Linked DNA regions of Homo sapiens: region 2 is linked to region 1. The links are chromatin loops, found by intact Hi-C in ENCODE. Cell type or tissue: mammary epithelial cell. All regions are shown on one strand.

The links. A loop is a pair of places that touch in the nucleus more often than their neighbours do. Peaks named below come from ENCODE experiments on the same cell type or tissue, not always from the same donor. Only the 100,000 strongest peaks of a DNase experiment are listed, where the experiment ranks them.
Region 2: a loop joins it to region 1, with 4 times the contacts of the local background. A loop is called at or near these places in 24 of 110 quality-filtered maps.

Annotation. Positions count from the first base shown.
Region 1 is chr1:225,972,335-225,980,334 of GRCh38, forward strand. No RefSeq gene overlaps it. Among named protein-coding and RNA genes, the nearest start is that of SDE2, 23 kb to the right of the region's middle. In mammary epithelial cell, a CTCF peak has its summit at 3,824 (motif pointing left); a DNase peak (open chromatin) is centred at 3,827.
Region 2 is chr1:225,870,641-225,878,640 of GRCh38, forward strand. It overlaps TMEM63A (transmembrane protein 63A), which reads right to left. Exons shown (of 25, transcript NM_014698.3): 3 at 6,755-6,954; 4 at 3,648-3,727; 5 at 1,347-1,413; 6 at 436-473. The coding sequence starts at 6,940. Among named protein-coding and RNA genes, the nearest start is that of TMEM63A, 7.7 kb to the right of the region's middle. In mammary epithelial cell, a CTCF peak has its summit at 7,227; a DNase peak (open chromatin) is centred at 4,971.

The DNA.
Region 1 (8,000 bases):
AAACTACCGTATGAGGCAGGACCTGTGTCCCATAGATTACAAATAAGGGAGCTGAGGCTTGGAGAGACTGAATGGGCTGTGAGCCTCTGCTCTCTGTAGCTAGGTCCCAGTGGTCAGCCCATGCTGCTGTGCCCCGGGGTGGGCACAAGGTGGACTCTGATAGCAGGTGGGCTGAACACAAAGCTACCAGTCCACAGTGGGGAGAAGCTCTCATTTCCCAAGGGGTGGGAGGAGGCTCAGGAAAGGAGTCCCATCCAGAACCCCCCTGGGGCCAACAGAGGCAGAGGGGGAAACAGAGGTCCTGAGGACAGGGCTCTTTCTGGTTCCTTCTCTGGGGATAGGGCTGGGCCTGACCGGCTGAGAGCATGGTGCACTACAGGCATTGTCTGGAGAAGCTGGTCTCGGTAGGACTTTAGGACCACCCTTCAGAAGGGGAGCCCCACTGACGCCAGCTTGGACCAGAGCAGGGTCAGCGGCGAGGAGGCCACAGGCGGAACGGAAGCTCGTGGACTCAGAGTTGGAAGTCCTCGGCCTTGCCCCGGCTCTGCCCTCTCTGTGCTGCGTGCCCTTGGGCTGCTTATTTAATATTTGTCAGCCTCGGTTTCCTCACCTGTAAAATGGGGATGATAACAGTATCTACGTTGAAGGGTTGTAGTGTGAAGCAAATGAGATAAGGCATTTGAGCAGTGTTTTATTCAGACTGTGTGTTGGAGGAGGCTTGGGAGGGTCTGAGGGAGATTATGAGGGGAAGGCAGCAGCGAAACTTCCCCACCTAAGCCAGCCCTGGGCACTGCCTCTCAGTAGGAGAGGATTTATTTATCGCTCTGTGGCATGGAAATGCTATTTCCTCTTAAGAGCCTTCTCATTTGGTCTCCATGTTTTGCCTGGGTTGGGAGATAGCTTTTAAAACCCAGGGCTCAATTCACCTCCCCAGTGACCTCGCCTCACTCCACCAGATGGAATGCCACACCTCCATCCACTCCCCGGATGACTGCACTTCATTACTGTACGCTGTGTGTATACAACAACTGTAATCACATCATAGCCACCTGCTCTTGCTAGATTTGAGTTCTCTCGGTGAGGGAGGCATCCCGGGCTGGTACAGAGCAGAGCACAGAGCAGGTGCTCAGCAGGCACTTGTTGAATAAAATTGAACTAAATCATCATGATATACATATTCTAACAAAAAAGCCCTAACTTTTTTTTTTTTTTTACTATTATAAAAGTATATCTGGGCCAGGTGCAGTGGCTCACACCTGTAATCCCAGCACTTTGGGAGGCCGAGGCAGGTGGATCACCTGAGGTCAGGAGTTCGAGACCAGCCTGGCCAACATGGTGAAACCCCATCTCTACTAAAAATACAAAAATTAGCTGAGCCTGGTGGTGCATGCTTGTAATTCCAGCTACTTGGGAGGCTAAGGCAGAAGAATTGCTTGAACCTAGGAAGCAGAGGTTGCAGTGAGCTGAGACTGAGATCACACCACTGCACTCCAGCCTGGGTGACAGAGCGAGACTCCGTCTCAAAAAAAAAAAATGTGAACATAGAAAGCTTAGAATAACATAAAAGATTGGGAAGAAGGGAAAACAATCCACCTTTATATCCCCAAGGAAAATTTTGGGAAACATTAACCTGTATTTTCCTTCTTGTCATTTTTTCCTAGGCATAATCTTTGTTTTTGCATTAATGATTTTGCAATCTCTACAAAAATTTTATGTCCTTCCTCTTCTAACATGACAACAGGTGCAATATTTCATTCTTATATCTCAGAATCATTTTTCATCTTTTTTCCCACTTTACTCAGTTAAGAGCTATCCATTTTTCCAAAATCCATATTTCTGTATAGTGATATAAAAATTAATGCCTGCAAACTTTCAATTTTATCAGTGAATGCTTTTGTAAATAGAATCTTACATAGAACTCCAATATACAAAAATATAACAGTAATTATCTATCTATTTATCTATCCATATTTTTAATAGAGATGAGGTCTCACTACGTTGCCCAGACTGGTCTCGAACTTCCAGACTCAAAAGATCCTCCTGCCTCAGCCTCCCAAAGTGTCTAACAGTGATATTTTATTCAAATAAATATACTTTCTGAGTGTAAGGCTTGATGCTCACTTTGGTCATGTTGGTCAGTATGTGCCCTGAGGCTCTTCACATGAAGACAAAACTGGAGCCTGGAGCCGGGGAGGCCCACCTTACAGCCTCATCGTCCTGAGCAACCACAGAAACACAGCCCGTGAAATAGCGCTGCCACAGTACCGGGCCTGGCCTGAAGGATCTGTCAACTCCTCGGAAGCTGGGCGGACGAGTCCCCTCCCCACACCTTGCTGTGCCCACTCAGGACTTCCAGGCAGTTCTAGCAGCCCCACTAACTACACCCACGTGAATGGAGCTGGGGAGGAAGGGCACCTCCTGGACCCCGTCTGCCTGAACACCAACTAAGGATGACCTGGGGAGATGAACCTAGATCAAAAGCAGCCACTTTTTCTCTGAATTTCCAGGGTGTGGGCTGGGATTTTGTCCTCCTCTTCCCCTAGCCTTGTGTTTCTGTCTTTTCTAGATGCAGACTCTGGGCAGAGGCCTCTTTTGCCTGCCTGGTCTAAGAGCAGCTCAGGTTGGGTGTAATAACTGAGTTGAATCCTAATGTCAACACGTACATTTCCCACCAAGGAGAAATGCAGGGGCCAGTCACAAATAAATATGTCAGAGCTATACACAACACAGCTATATATACCCCCAGATTTATTTATTTATTTTATTTTTATTTTATTTTATTTTTGAGATGGAGTCTGGCTCTGTTGTCCAGGCTGGAGTGCAGTGGTGTGATCTCGGTTCACCACAACCTCTGCCTCCTGGGTTCAAGCAATTCTCATGCCTCAGCCTCCTGAGTAGCTGGGATTACAGGCACCCACCAGCATGCCTGGCTAATTTTTGTATTTTTAGTAGAGATGGAGTTTCGCCGTGTCGGCCGGGCTGGTCTCAAACTCCTGACCTCAGGCGATCCGCTCACCCCGGCCTCCTAAAGTGCTGGGATTACAGGCATGAGCCACCGCACCCGGCCCCAGATTTATTTTTGATAACACAAAAATAAAGACATGGTTGTATACACAGACACTGAAATTCCTCTAGCGGAAAACAACAGCAAATGATTAAAGATAACGTTGTTTGTTGAGGACAGAAGTAATAATGTTATGGGATATTCAGCAAGACTAAATGATTTATTCACCACCTGTACAGTGAAAACTGAAGCTAAATCTGAGAATTAAGGAATCAGAAAGAACAGGGCGCCGGGCGCGGTGGCTCACGTCCGTAATCCCAGGACTTTGGGAGGCCGAGGCAGGCGGATCACGAGGTCAGGAAATGGAGACCATCCTGGCTAACACGGTGAAACCCCGTCTCTACTAAAAATACAAAAAATTAGCCGGGCGTGGTGGCGGCGGGCGCCTGTGGTCCCAGCTACACGGGAAGCTGAGGCAGGAGAATGGCGTGAACCCCGGAGGCGGAACTTGCAGTGAGCCGAGATCCTGCCACTGCAATCCAGCCTGGGCGACAGAGCAAGATTCCGCCTCAAAAAAAAGAAAAAATAAATAAAAAAAGAACAGGGCCTAGTCCACCCCAGGCCAGCTGCACCTAATCATCAGTCTGCCACTTATGGTGTGTAGGGGAGTGTAGGGACGGGGAAAGGTGGGTCTCACAGGATTTGGCCATCCTGCTACCTGCTACCCCACTGCCAGGCAACACTGCCGCGCCACCTCCTCCCCACCTTCCCCAGCAGTCTCTCCCTGACGGCTTTGGCTGGCATTTGTTAGTGCACAGCGCCCTCTAGTGGTTACAGGAAGACTCTTCCTCAGAAATAGGTAACCTTTTTAATGGTTGGCTGGTGTTGAGCGACTCAACAGAATCCCTTTCTACAGAATTGCCACTCATGCACTCACTTCAGTTGCTCTCAGATTTTGGTAAAACAGTAAGTCCCAGTCATTTTCCTCAACCACCTTCAAAGACACCCATTTCTTTCTTTTTTTTTTTTTTGAGGAGGAGTCTCTCTCTGTCACCAGGCTGGAGTGCAGTGGCGCGTTCTCGGCTCACTGCAACCTCTGCCTCCCAGGTTCAAGTGATTCTCCTGCCTCAGCCTCCCGAGTAGCTGGGACTACAGGCGCCTGCCACCACGCCTGGCTAATTTTTTTGTATTTTTAGAAGAGACGGGGTTTCACCATGTTGGCCAGGCTGGTCTCAATCTCTTGACTTCGTGATCCACCCTCTTCAGCCTCCCAAAGTGCTGGGATTACAGGCGTGAGCCACCGCGCCCGGGCTAAAAGACACACATTTCTACAAGCAAATGTTTCAAAGCAGGTACATACACCCCAGTGGACATGTCATGTGGTCTGTTGAGAGATGATGAATTTATTTGGAATTCTGTTTGTTGTTTTATAAATATGTTAGTACACTGGATTCATTCAATAGATATTCATGGAGCACATTTTAGGTATCCGGCACTAATAAAACAGATCAACTCTCTGCCCTGGCAGAGCTTATTTTCTGAGGGGAGAGGGACATTTAACTAAAAAAAAAAAATATGATAAGGGGTAATAAGTACTATTAAAACAAAACAAAACAAAACAAAACCTGTCAGGACCTGGCACGGTGGCTCACGCTTGTAATCCCAGGACTTTGGGACGCCGAGGCGGGCGGATCACGAGGTCAGGAGTTCAAGACCAGCCTGACCAACACAGTGAAACCATGTCTCTACTAAAAATACAAAAATTAGCCAGGCGTGGTGGCACGCACCTGTAGTCTTAGCTACTCAGGAGGCTCAGGCAGGAGAATTGCTTGAAGCCAGGAGGCGGAGCTTGCAGTGAGCCGAGATCGCGCCACTGCACTCCAGCCTGGGCGACAGAGCAAGGCTCCATCTCAAAAAAATAAAACTGTCGGCCAGGCGCGGTGGGAGGCCGAGATGGGCAGATCACCTGAGGTCAGGAGTTTGAGACCAGCCTGGCCAACACAGCAAAACCCCGTCTCTACTAAAAATACAATCAATCAATCAATAGCTGGGCGTGGTAGCGCACACCTGTAGTCTCAATTACTTGGGAGGCTGAGGCAGAATTGCTTGAACTCCGGAGGCACAGATTGCAGTGAGCTGAGACGGCACCACTGCACTCCAGCCTGGGCGACACAGCGAGGCTGTCTCAAAAAAACAAAACAACCAACCAGTCAGGAAAGAAAGTGATGGGGGTGGGGGTTGCCATTTTAAACCGAGTGAAAGGTGAGAGAGTCTTCCCTGGGGACGTCTGGAAAAAGACTGTTCTGGAAGGAGGGACAGTCTGTGCCACGCCAGGGGAGCACAGTGTGTTTGGTTGGTTCAGGAAACAGCAAGGAGGCCCCGGGGGCTGTGGTGGAGTGAGGAGGAGTAGATGAGGTCAGAGAGGGGAGAGGCGTGCAGCCTGAGAGGGGATTGCTGGCCACTGCAAGTGCGTGGGCTTGTACTCCAAGGCCGATGGAGGGCTCTGACAGATGAGTGACATCATGTGGGGTGCACCCCCAAATGTTTTACTAATCAGACATGCACAATTAATGTTTGCAGGCTGGAGGGCTGCAGAATAAACTCCACAACAAGCCCACTGTTTCCTCACTGAGGCTCGCAGTTGGAAGAGGCAGCCTGTGAGCCGTCTTCGAAGTTAAGTACCAGCCTGGCAACACAGTGAGACCTTGTCTCTGCAAGTAATTTTTAAAAGATTAGCCGGGCAAGGTGGCACATGCCTGTGGTCCCAGCCCGAGCGGTGGAGGCTGCAGTGAACTGTGATTGTGCCACTACACTCCAGCATGAGTTACATAGCGAGACCTCATCTCAAAAAAAAAAAAAGCAGAACTTCAACAAGGAGAGATGGGACATACCAGGCTAATCGCCATTCCTACACTACCCCGTAATTGGACCAAAAGATCTACTTAGTAAACTGAGGGATCCAGCACTACGGTATGGTGCAATACCCAGTATCACACTCCTGTTTTCATTGAGCATTTGTCTACAACTCCTAATTCTTACTACTTTTTTGCAAGATGCTTTAAAGTATGTTTGTCACCCCCATGCAAATTTCAGCTATGCCTCACAGCTCAATTCATAAAATTAAACAGATACCGCAGTTTGCCAGATGAGGTCACCCAGCCCCACACCAGCAAGGCCAAGGTTAGGACTCACAGACCACAGCTCTCGCACTTGTTTCTGCACCTCTGCCAGCCTGGCATGTAAGGAGTCCCCACAGGAAAGACATCTGACTGGTCATAACGCTTTTATTTTACATATATTCCACTTATCACAAGGGTGGCTGAGGGAAGGGCAGAGCGTGCTAAAAGCCCCAAGTCCTCCCAGCCTCATGTGGCTTTGATTCAGCTCTGTACACGTGTGTTTGGATTAAGGTGGACAGTTCTGCTGTGCTCACTGCCTTGCCTTAAGATGTGTTCTAGAGGGGCACTGCCTAATACAGGAGCTCAAAGTCACACGGGGCTATTAAGCACCTGGAATGTAGCCACTGTGAATTGAAAAGTGCTGTAAGTATAAAATACACACCAGATTTCAGACTTAGCACAAAAATGTAAACTATCTCAATAATTTTCTATTATTGAAATATTTTGAATATTTTTGGGTTAAATAAAATATATTGCTAAAATTAATTTCACCTGCTTCTTTGTAATTTTTTTTTTTTTTTTTTTTTTTTTTTTTTGAGATGAGGTCTCACTCTGTCGCCCAGGCTGGAGTTGCAGTGACGCCTTCAAAGTTCACTGTATCATTGGCCGGGCGTGGTGGCTCATGCCTATAATCCCAGCACTCTGGGAGGCTGAGGCATGCAGATCACCTGAGGTCAGGAGTTCAATACCAGCCTGGCCAACATGGTGAAACTCTATCTCTACAAAAAAAATACAAAAATTAGCTGGGCGTTGTGGCACGTGCCTGTAAGTCCAGTTACTCAGGAGGCTGAGGCAGGAGAATCACTTGAACTCGAGAGGCGGAGGTTGCAGTGAGCCAAGATCATGCCACTGCACTCCAGCCTGGGCAGCAGAGTGAGATTCCATCTCAAAAAAAAAAAAAAAAAAATTTCACTGCAGCCTCCAACTCCTGGACTCAAGCAATCCTCCCACCTCAGCCTCCCAAGTAGCTGGAACTATAGGCACGCACAACCACACCTGGCTAATTCTTTGTACTTTTTAATGACTGAAAGAAAATGTAAAATTACATTATCTGGCTCATGTTACATTTCTATTGGACAATGGTGCTGTAGAGTATTCCAATAGCTTCCATTTACTGAGCAACTACAAATTTGCTAAGCACTGTGCTAGGAACCTTACATACTACTTTATTTAACCCTAACATCCCTAAAAGTAGATATGACCCCATTTAATAGCAGGAGCAGAAAACTGATGCTCAGAAAGGCTATGGAGCTTGTCTGAGGAAACACTATTAGAAAGGAGGAAAATCAGGATTTTAGACCCAGATCAGTAACCCTAAAACCCTTGCCCTAAGGCCCACCACACCACATGGCCTGTATTCCAGGGAAAACCGAAGTATGACCATGCACATTCTTTCCTTCAGCTCAGCAGTATTATGTGGGGGCCATCCTGAATCAATGACCTATGAATGGTTTGAGTGTAGGCTTACTTTATAGAGCATCATTAATTTAGTTTTTCTCAAAGGAAATCTCATGAAGGTGAATGCAAAGAAAAAGTAGTACCAAACATACCAGAGATGAGACTGGCACTGACTGAATCAGAGATCCCTCCCAGAAACAGGCCAATAGGCAGGTGACTTGCAGCAACAGTGTGGGTGGCACAGGGCCACCTGGAGTCCATAATATCTTTTCCTGTATTCTAGTTCAGGCACACAAATAAGGCCATAAAGTTTAAGTCAACATTTTTAAGATTTTGATCAGAACCAGCCTAGAATTAACACCTGGTGTTCCTAGACTTTCTCGGGGGGGGGTACTTTTCACCTTGAAAATCACTAACAG
Region 2 (8,000 bases), 100 kb before region 1:
CATTGACATCTAATTGGTGTTAAATATTAAGTTGAATAATTAAAGCAAAAAAATAGCTTTAATTAGTTTGTGCAGTATTATGAGAGATGAACATATGATTTCCACTGAATATGTTGAAATAAATAAAGTTCATCTCTATCTTCAAGAACTCTTGGGATCCAGCTCAATTTGGGAAGCCCCAGGCTCCAGCAGGCACTGTGTGCCCTCCAGCATGGAGGCTCCAATCCTACAGGCCTCCTTCCTCTGCCCCTGACCCCAGGGGCTGCCTGGTCACCTTGATTCTCAGCCCTCACATACTGCTTTGGACATTAACTAAAAAGTATCTAAGAGACACCATCTTAAGATCAAGCATCTTGGCTCTTGCCTCTTGACTGGCCAAACACCCAAAAAAACCAGCCCAAAGGCCCCCCAGCAGCTGCCCCCGGGTGTACTCACTGCAGACGGAAGATGGCAGTCAGCCAGGGACAGCATCCCTGGAAACGGAGAGAACAGGGATTAGCTTCCAACATTTGTGTCTTTGAGAGGCAGATGTAACCATTGTCTTTGACATTAAATAACCATTTAACCTCCTGTTGTATAAAAAACAGTGCTTTTATCCCATATTCAGCAAGCATGAGCCCAGTACTTCACAATATACACCACATGCCTGGAACTCTTGCTAAAATCTCCTGACAACTTCGTGGTCAAATCACAAAACTTAGATCAAAAGCTGATGAAAGCTCAGGGCAGCTCTGGGCAAAGTGATGTGGGCTGCTGTTTGATTGTTTACAATCACTGACCAAGAGGTGAGGCAAAAGAGAGGAAACAAGCCTAATGGATTGGACGGTCCGCTGGAGTGGGTGTTAGGGGGAAAGGGTGTCTGCAGGTTTTATTGTCCTTCACATCTCTTAAACTTAATACCCCTAAAGCTGGGCTGTTATCCAGCTAGGAAAGACAAATATTTGTTCAATAATTCATTCAACAATGACTAAACACCTACTATGCATCAGGCGCTGGGAAACAGGGCTGGAGAGGGCAGGGCTCCTGCCCACATCTGGCTCATAATCCAGCCAGCAAGTCCATAATTAACTGTCATACAAAGCCATAGGTGTAAGAGAGAGAAGTGCTGGGGAAGCCCAAGGGATTCCGTACCCCTTCCTGCCTGCAAATTCATCCAGTCTCAAGGTCCCGGGTCATCCAGCTGCCATCCCTCCTGTGGTATTTCCCAAGTTCAGGTGCCTTCGTCGATGCAGAAAAGCACTTTCTCCAGCACTTGCCGCTCAAGATCCGCCCTGCTCCCTCCCCAAAACCATGACTGCCAGTCCCCACCCCCTGGCCATGACCACAACTGGGCCTTAGATACCAACCAGCTCATTTTCAAAGTCTTGTTGACCTGAGGAGGAAGTCGATGACAATCTCTGAAATCTGGACTCGCTAGAGACACAAAAAGAAAAAAAATGACAGATAATTCTTAGAAAAAAAAAAAAGCCAAACAAGTCAAAAAGATCACATCCAGTATTTTGCTGCCTCTTGGAGCTCAGAACCAAAGCTACCAGCCCTCGATGGCTGGGACAAAATATAACTCACTCTGTGAAAGATAGAGACAAGGACAATGACCATTCCCAGGCATGGTATAAAACTCTATGTTATACGGGATGAATAGCAAGGGGTCAACACCCAGAAACCACACCACTGTGACTCGTCTAGCTAAACTGACTTCAAAGTGTTGCCTATTTATAGCATATTTCCCTATATTATCAAATAAAACTTGGAATAAATACTACATTTTATCAAATCTAAGATACCACTGGTTGTAATTTGCACAATTATTTTATGAAACACTAAAGAAAAAATGCTGCCAAATAAACTATGACCACCCATCAATAACAAGATGCCTTCCAATTTCAGAGATGAGAAAATGTCAAAACATATGTTTTAGAGTGGACAAATGATGGCACTTTATATTGTGGCATTTTAATCAGATCCTTTCTTGCGAGTACCCCCATAAAAACACCCCATGCGCTATAAATCTGAGGTGTTTGCAATACGTATATGTGACTGCTTTTCTTCTTTTTTTTTTTTTTTTTTTTTTGAGACAGAGTCTGGCTCTGTCACCCAAGCTGGAAGTGCAGTGGGGTGATCTTGGCTCACTGCAAGCTCTGCCACCCGGGTTCAAGCAATTCTCTGCCTCAGTCTCCCGAGTAGCTGGGCTTACAGGCACCCGCCACCATGCCTGGCTAATTTTTGTATTTTTAATAGAGATGGGGTTTCATCATCTTGGCCAGGCTGGTCTTGAACTCCTGACCTCATGATCCACCCCCGCCTCGGCCTCCCAAAGTGCTGGGATTATAGGTGTGAGCCAACATGCCTGGCTGTGACTCCTTTTCTCTAGTCTCCTATTCCTGGTTCTACTGCCCCCCTACTAAAGACAAAACACATGACGAAACTTAACTTTAAAAGCCTTTGCAGAGACACTGTCCCTTTTGACCTTCACCGTGACCTCATGGGGAAGAGAGGACAGAAGGAGACCGACCCTATTAAGTTTGGGGCCTTGACCAAGGTCGCACAGCCAGGGATACAGCAGGGCCCTCTGATCCCCAGGTGGTCTTTTCAACCAGAGTACATGGCCCCACTTCCAGCTGAATGTGCCGTAAAGGCATCAGATGTCCCAAAAGTTTCTCTCCAACAGTCCAAGGTCATCATCACCTCAGGCTTTAGCAAATCCCAGAGCAGGGATCACGGGGAAAGATGGTGCATTTTCAGGTACACCTCCTCTTCCCAGTTCAAAGGACCCTGCCGCACAGGCCACATGTCAGGAGGCGCCCGAGAGTGGAGGGTCTGCCAGAGCCCCTCTGGGGCTCTGGGTGGCAGCTGGGGCCAGTCCCTGAGTTTTCATCACTCACTTCCTATTACCACATCTGACACAAGATCCTGGGTGCAAACAGCCAGCTGGAGCTGGAACGTCAGGTTGTGCAGATCCAGAATTCACTGTCACCCTTCAGGCGACATGAACAGAGAATCCTGGAGCCCCACGCAGAACTGGAAGGACCTGAAGCCTGGCCGAGGGAGCCTGTGCTTTGTAACAGACTCATCCAAACCCGGCGCTGACCTGGCAGGAGGGTGGGGCAGTTCCCTGATGGCTCTGCTGCCCTTGATCCTCACTCAGCCCTGGCCCCAAGCTAATTAATTTCAAAGATGATCACTTAAAAATACTCAAGGTGAGAAAGAAAATGGGCATCCTCTTCAGAGGATGACGAAAGCCCTCAGTATCTAAAGCAACCAGTCTGAAGCCAACAAGGTTCATAGCCTTGGCCCAACAGAAGCCCTGAGGGAGCTGAGCATCTGAGCCTGGGTTTTTGTTTTTGTTTTTTGTTTTGTGAGCACAATGAGGGTAGCGAGGCTGACCTCATGGGTCTGTGGTGAAGAGCAAAGAGAACAGCTATTGGTACAGGCCAGGTAGATACACTTAATGAACACAATCTCATAGCAGTGTCATGTGTGGGTCCTGCCCACATGGAGGGCTTCATAAGCCCCTAGCCCATTCCAGGGACACACACACACACACTATACACACATATATGCACACACGCACATATACACACTCACGCACATATACACACTCACACGTACGCACACGCATGCTCACAGCCTAGGCGATATGTCTTTACCTGTCTGCTTCTGACACCAGGGCAATGCGGCCATAGTCCCAGAATCTTCTTCTTATAATAGAAAACACCAAGATTAAGAACTAAAAACAGAAAAGAAACCAAGTAAAAGCATATTGGATGGCTTCTCATTAGAAGACACAGCGGTCTCAGGGGTAAAGCCCACCTGCCCGCACTCAGCAGGGCTAGAAGGAAAACACCCAGGCCCAGAGAGGGCACTGAAGTGCCCAAGGCCATGCAGCTCAGTAGCCCGGATGCTTTGCTCACCCCCTTCACCAGGCTCCTGTCACCTGTGCCCACGCCACCAAGGCTGCCAGCGCTGACGCCAAGCTTGCCTGGAGCCTGCCTAGTTCTGCACGTCAGCCCTGTCTCTTGCTCTCAAGGCAGCGGTAACACCACAAGGCCCAGTCTCGGGCCCTGCTCTGCCTTCAGTGGCCCCGAGCAGGAGGGTAAGGTCTGGCCCCAGAGCAGCCCCAGGAACCAGCATCCTTCTTCACTTTACAGAAAATTTTTTTCTTTCGGCTCACTGCAACTTCCCCTCCCGGGTTCAAGCAATTCTTGTGCCTCAGCCTCCAGAGTAGCTGGGACTACAGGTGCCCGCCACCACACCCAGCTAATTTTTGTATTTTAGTAGAGACAGGGTTTCACCATATTGGTCAGGCTGGTCTCGAACTCCTGACCTCAGGTGATCCACCTGCCTCAGCCTCCCAAAGTGCTGGGATTACAGGCGTGAGCCACCATGCTGGCCAGAAAATTTCATTTTAAATTACAGAACCAAGGTAGCAGAGCCTCCTCAGGCTGAGCCAGAAACGGTCAGTTTTTTCCTCTGAGTTTGATTCCCCTGAAGGCAGGCCCCGCAGGCCCTGCAATCCCCCAGCAGAGAGCATGCATGCAGGCAGCAAGGCACCACGAGAACCTGTGCTCGGGCTGGCTTGGCCTCCGTAAGCTGGGACACCTCAGCAAGCTTGTGTCCAATGGCAACCTCAGGGCTGGACTAAGCCGCTTAGCTCTAGACATCTGTACACTCTAGACTGTCCTCACTCCCCACAGTCCACCTTGGCAGGCTCCATGCCATGTTCCTGCCTCTCTTCCCTCCCTAGACAGGGTCCCTCTCTTTGAGGTTCAGGGAGGTAGAGAAATACATCTTAGTAAGCACATCCCTGCCTGCTCTGATCAGAAACGGGGGTTTTGAAGGTAGGCTTTGTTTTCCTAAAGGAAATCCAGAAGACCTGAACCCCAGAGGCACTGAGTTCTCGTGGAATTTTCTTCAGGTGAATCAGGAAGTTGGTGACATATTTTCAAAGGCAGGTGAGTCATGTTGTAGGAAAACCACGAAACCTGCTCAGCAGGTGCCTGCCCTCTCTGTCCACAGCGGCTGCCGCCCTGGCCTGTGCAGTGCAGACACTTCCCACAAACCCATGCTCTCCAGGGCCCTCTGGCTCTTATGTGTCCCCCCTCCCCCACCCCCAAAACTTACTGCAATAAAAATCCACCCCTGGCCGGGCACCATGGCTCACTCCTGTAATCCCAGCACTTTGGGAGGCCAAGGCTGGTGAATCGCTTGAGCTCAGGAGTTTGAGACCAGCCTAGGCAACATGGTGTGAAATCCCATCTCTACCAAAAATACAAAAATAACCCAGACACGGTGGCATGTGCTTGTAGTCCCAGCTATGCAGGAGGCTGAGGTGGGAGGATTGCTTGAGCCCAGGAGGAGGAAGTCGCAGTGAATTGTGATTATGCCACTGTACTTCAGCCTGGGTGACAGTGAGACCTTGTCTCAAAAAAAAAAAAAAAAAAAAAAAAAAAAAAAAAAAAAATTCACCTTCAGCAGCACAATAGAGGGTGACTCTCTTCTCAGCCAACACTGTTGCAACAATACCCACCCAGCCCAGCTAGGGTCCCTGCCCAGGTCCCCCTCTCTGTACTCCTCACCTTGGCCAAACTCTCCCCACCCTGAAGACCCAAGGCCACCCTCCTCTAATCCCACCAATTCTGAAATCCACCCCCACACCCCTGCCCACTCCTCCTTGCTACCCTAAGCCACCCTCCCCATGTTCCCCACCCGAGCCTAGTCTCCAGCTCCAAGCAGTCCAAGGATGTTTACTCCATCAGAGCCATCTGCCCCCTTCACTCAGATGGTCTCTGCCACATGTTAGGAGACAGTATCAAGAGGCACTGGCCAGCCCATGGCATTTGTGAAAAGAAGGGGCACTTTAACCCCAATAAATCTCAGCCAGCCAACGTTGAGTCTGCATAAGGAAGAACAATGCCATGGGGCATCTTTGTGAACAAGGAGATCTACGTTAAAGAAAGGCCACCTGCTGAAGGTACGCTCTAAGAATCAGCTTCTAATTCTTTTTTTTGTTTTTTTGGTTTTTTTTGAGACAGCGTCTCGCTCTTGTTGCACAGGCTGGAGTGCAGTGGCGTGATCTCGGCTCATTGCAACTCTGCCTCCCAGGTTCAAGCAATTCTCCTGCCTCGGCCTCCAGAGTAGCCGGGATTACAGGCGCCGACCACCACACCCGGCTAATTTTTTGTATTTTTAGTAGAGACAGGGTTTCACCATGTTAGCCAGGCTGGTCTCGAACTCCTGACCTCAGGCAATCTACTCGCCTCAGCCTCCCAAAGTGCTGAGATTACAGGCATGAGCCACCGTACCTGGCCCAGCTTCTGATTCTTTAAAAACCCCAGGGATGCCAGAGGGGAACAGGAGGTGACACTTGGGAACTGCAGCTGCTCTATTCTAGTCCGTACTCTCCAGTCACATGTCTCAACCCCTTGAGATGACCCTTCCCAAGGGCCTTAAAGATACGACAGGCTGAGAGCTCTGCAATCACGGTAGTAATCACAGGCATAGCTATATGAGTATTCTGGCCTTATCCAAATTCCAAAATTCTCTGAGATAGGAATTATGATCTCCATTTCCGGAGCAGAAAGGGGAGGTGCACAGAAGCTAAGTAACACGCCTAAGTCACAGAGCTGGTAAGCAGCAGAGTTGAGATTTAAACCCAGCTATGTCTGACTTCTCATCTAAGTTTCCCAGAAGGCCCTGGGTGGGGCATTTAAACAAATAACTGAGGCAGTGGGACACGACTCATGAGGGCTCTCACCAGGAAGCAGCTGACGTCTATGAGCAGGACAGTGGGGATGCCACCAAAGGTGACCCCCTGGAGCACGGTGCTGTTTTTGGCCGAGTTGTAGCAATAGGAGTCGTTGGGCCGGTCCCCGAGTCCCAGCTGCTCCCTGATGGACACTGCCTTGGACTGCCACAGCTCCAGGAACGGGGAGTCCATCATCGCGCCTGTCTTCCCTGGAGCACAGGACAACAGGACAAGGCAGACGTTCAGGGCTCAAATTTCTTGCAGGTTCCCACCAGTGCTGGCAGAGCCAAAGGCAGGCGTTTCCCAGGGACTGATCGGGCAGTGAGCCAGCAGCAAGGAGTCCGGGAGAGCCAGACATTGGACCTCTGCGTGCCTGGCAGTGTCCACAGAGAATGGCTGCATTGTGGGACAATCTCAGGGGATCAGATGGTCAGAGTGGATGGCTCATCCAGGACACAGTGGGCAGATCCCCAGAGGGGGCGACATGGAGCAAAGGAGGGACAGAGTTGCTGCAGCTGCTGTCTTAAGAAGTCCTAAAGTTCCTCTAGCCTCGAGGACTCGTGTTGGGAAAGTCACTCCTGCAGAAGCCACTGGCGGATCTAGAGTACAGGCAGAGGAGAGGGAGAAAGGCACACAAAGGCAGGAAGAGGAAAACACCGGGATAAACAACCAGGGAAGAAGGGAACATCCAAGTATTCACGATGGTCCATCCACGAGCCACAGACAACACCTCACTCCCACTGCTCACAGAATGTCAGAGCTGGGACCTCAGAGATGGGTCCATCTGCTATACTTGGAAACCAAGCCTCAGAGGTTTAATAACTTGCCCCAAAGTTAAGGTTAAGGAGCTGGTCAGGGCAGAATTGAATCCCAAACCCAATATCCTGACTCTCAGATGCCACTTCTCTTTTTACTTTGCCACAGAGGAGAAAGTAAAGGGGGTGGTCTAGGGTAGGGACGGGGAGGGAGTCAGGAGTCCCAGGGCCTCCTCAGGGACCTCTGGGTCCCCTAGCTCTGCGCTTTCACACACACATACCCCTCCTGGGTACCATCAGTCTAACTGCAAGGCCCAGCATTTCCAAAGCAAACACTGCTCCAGGCTGGGTTGTTGACCTTTCCTTCCTGAGGCTCCTGGCGCCCCTGGTGAAGCTAATAGAAATCTCCAGTGTCTGTCCCCTGACACCAGAGGACCGGGAGTTAGTGTCCAAGTTCTCATGCTGTGGCTGAAGGGCCAGAACACATATTCAGCCTGGAC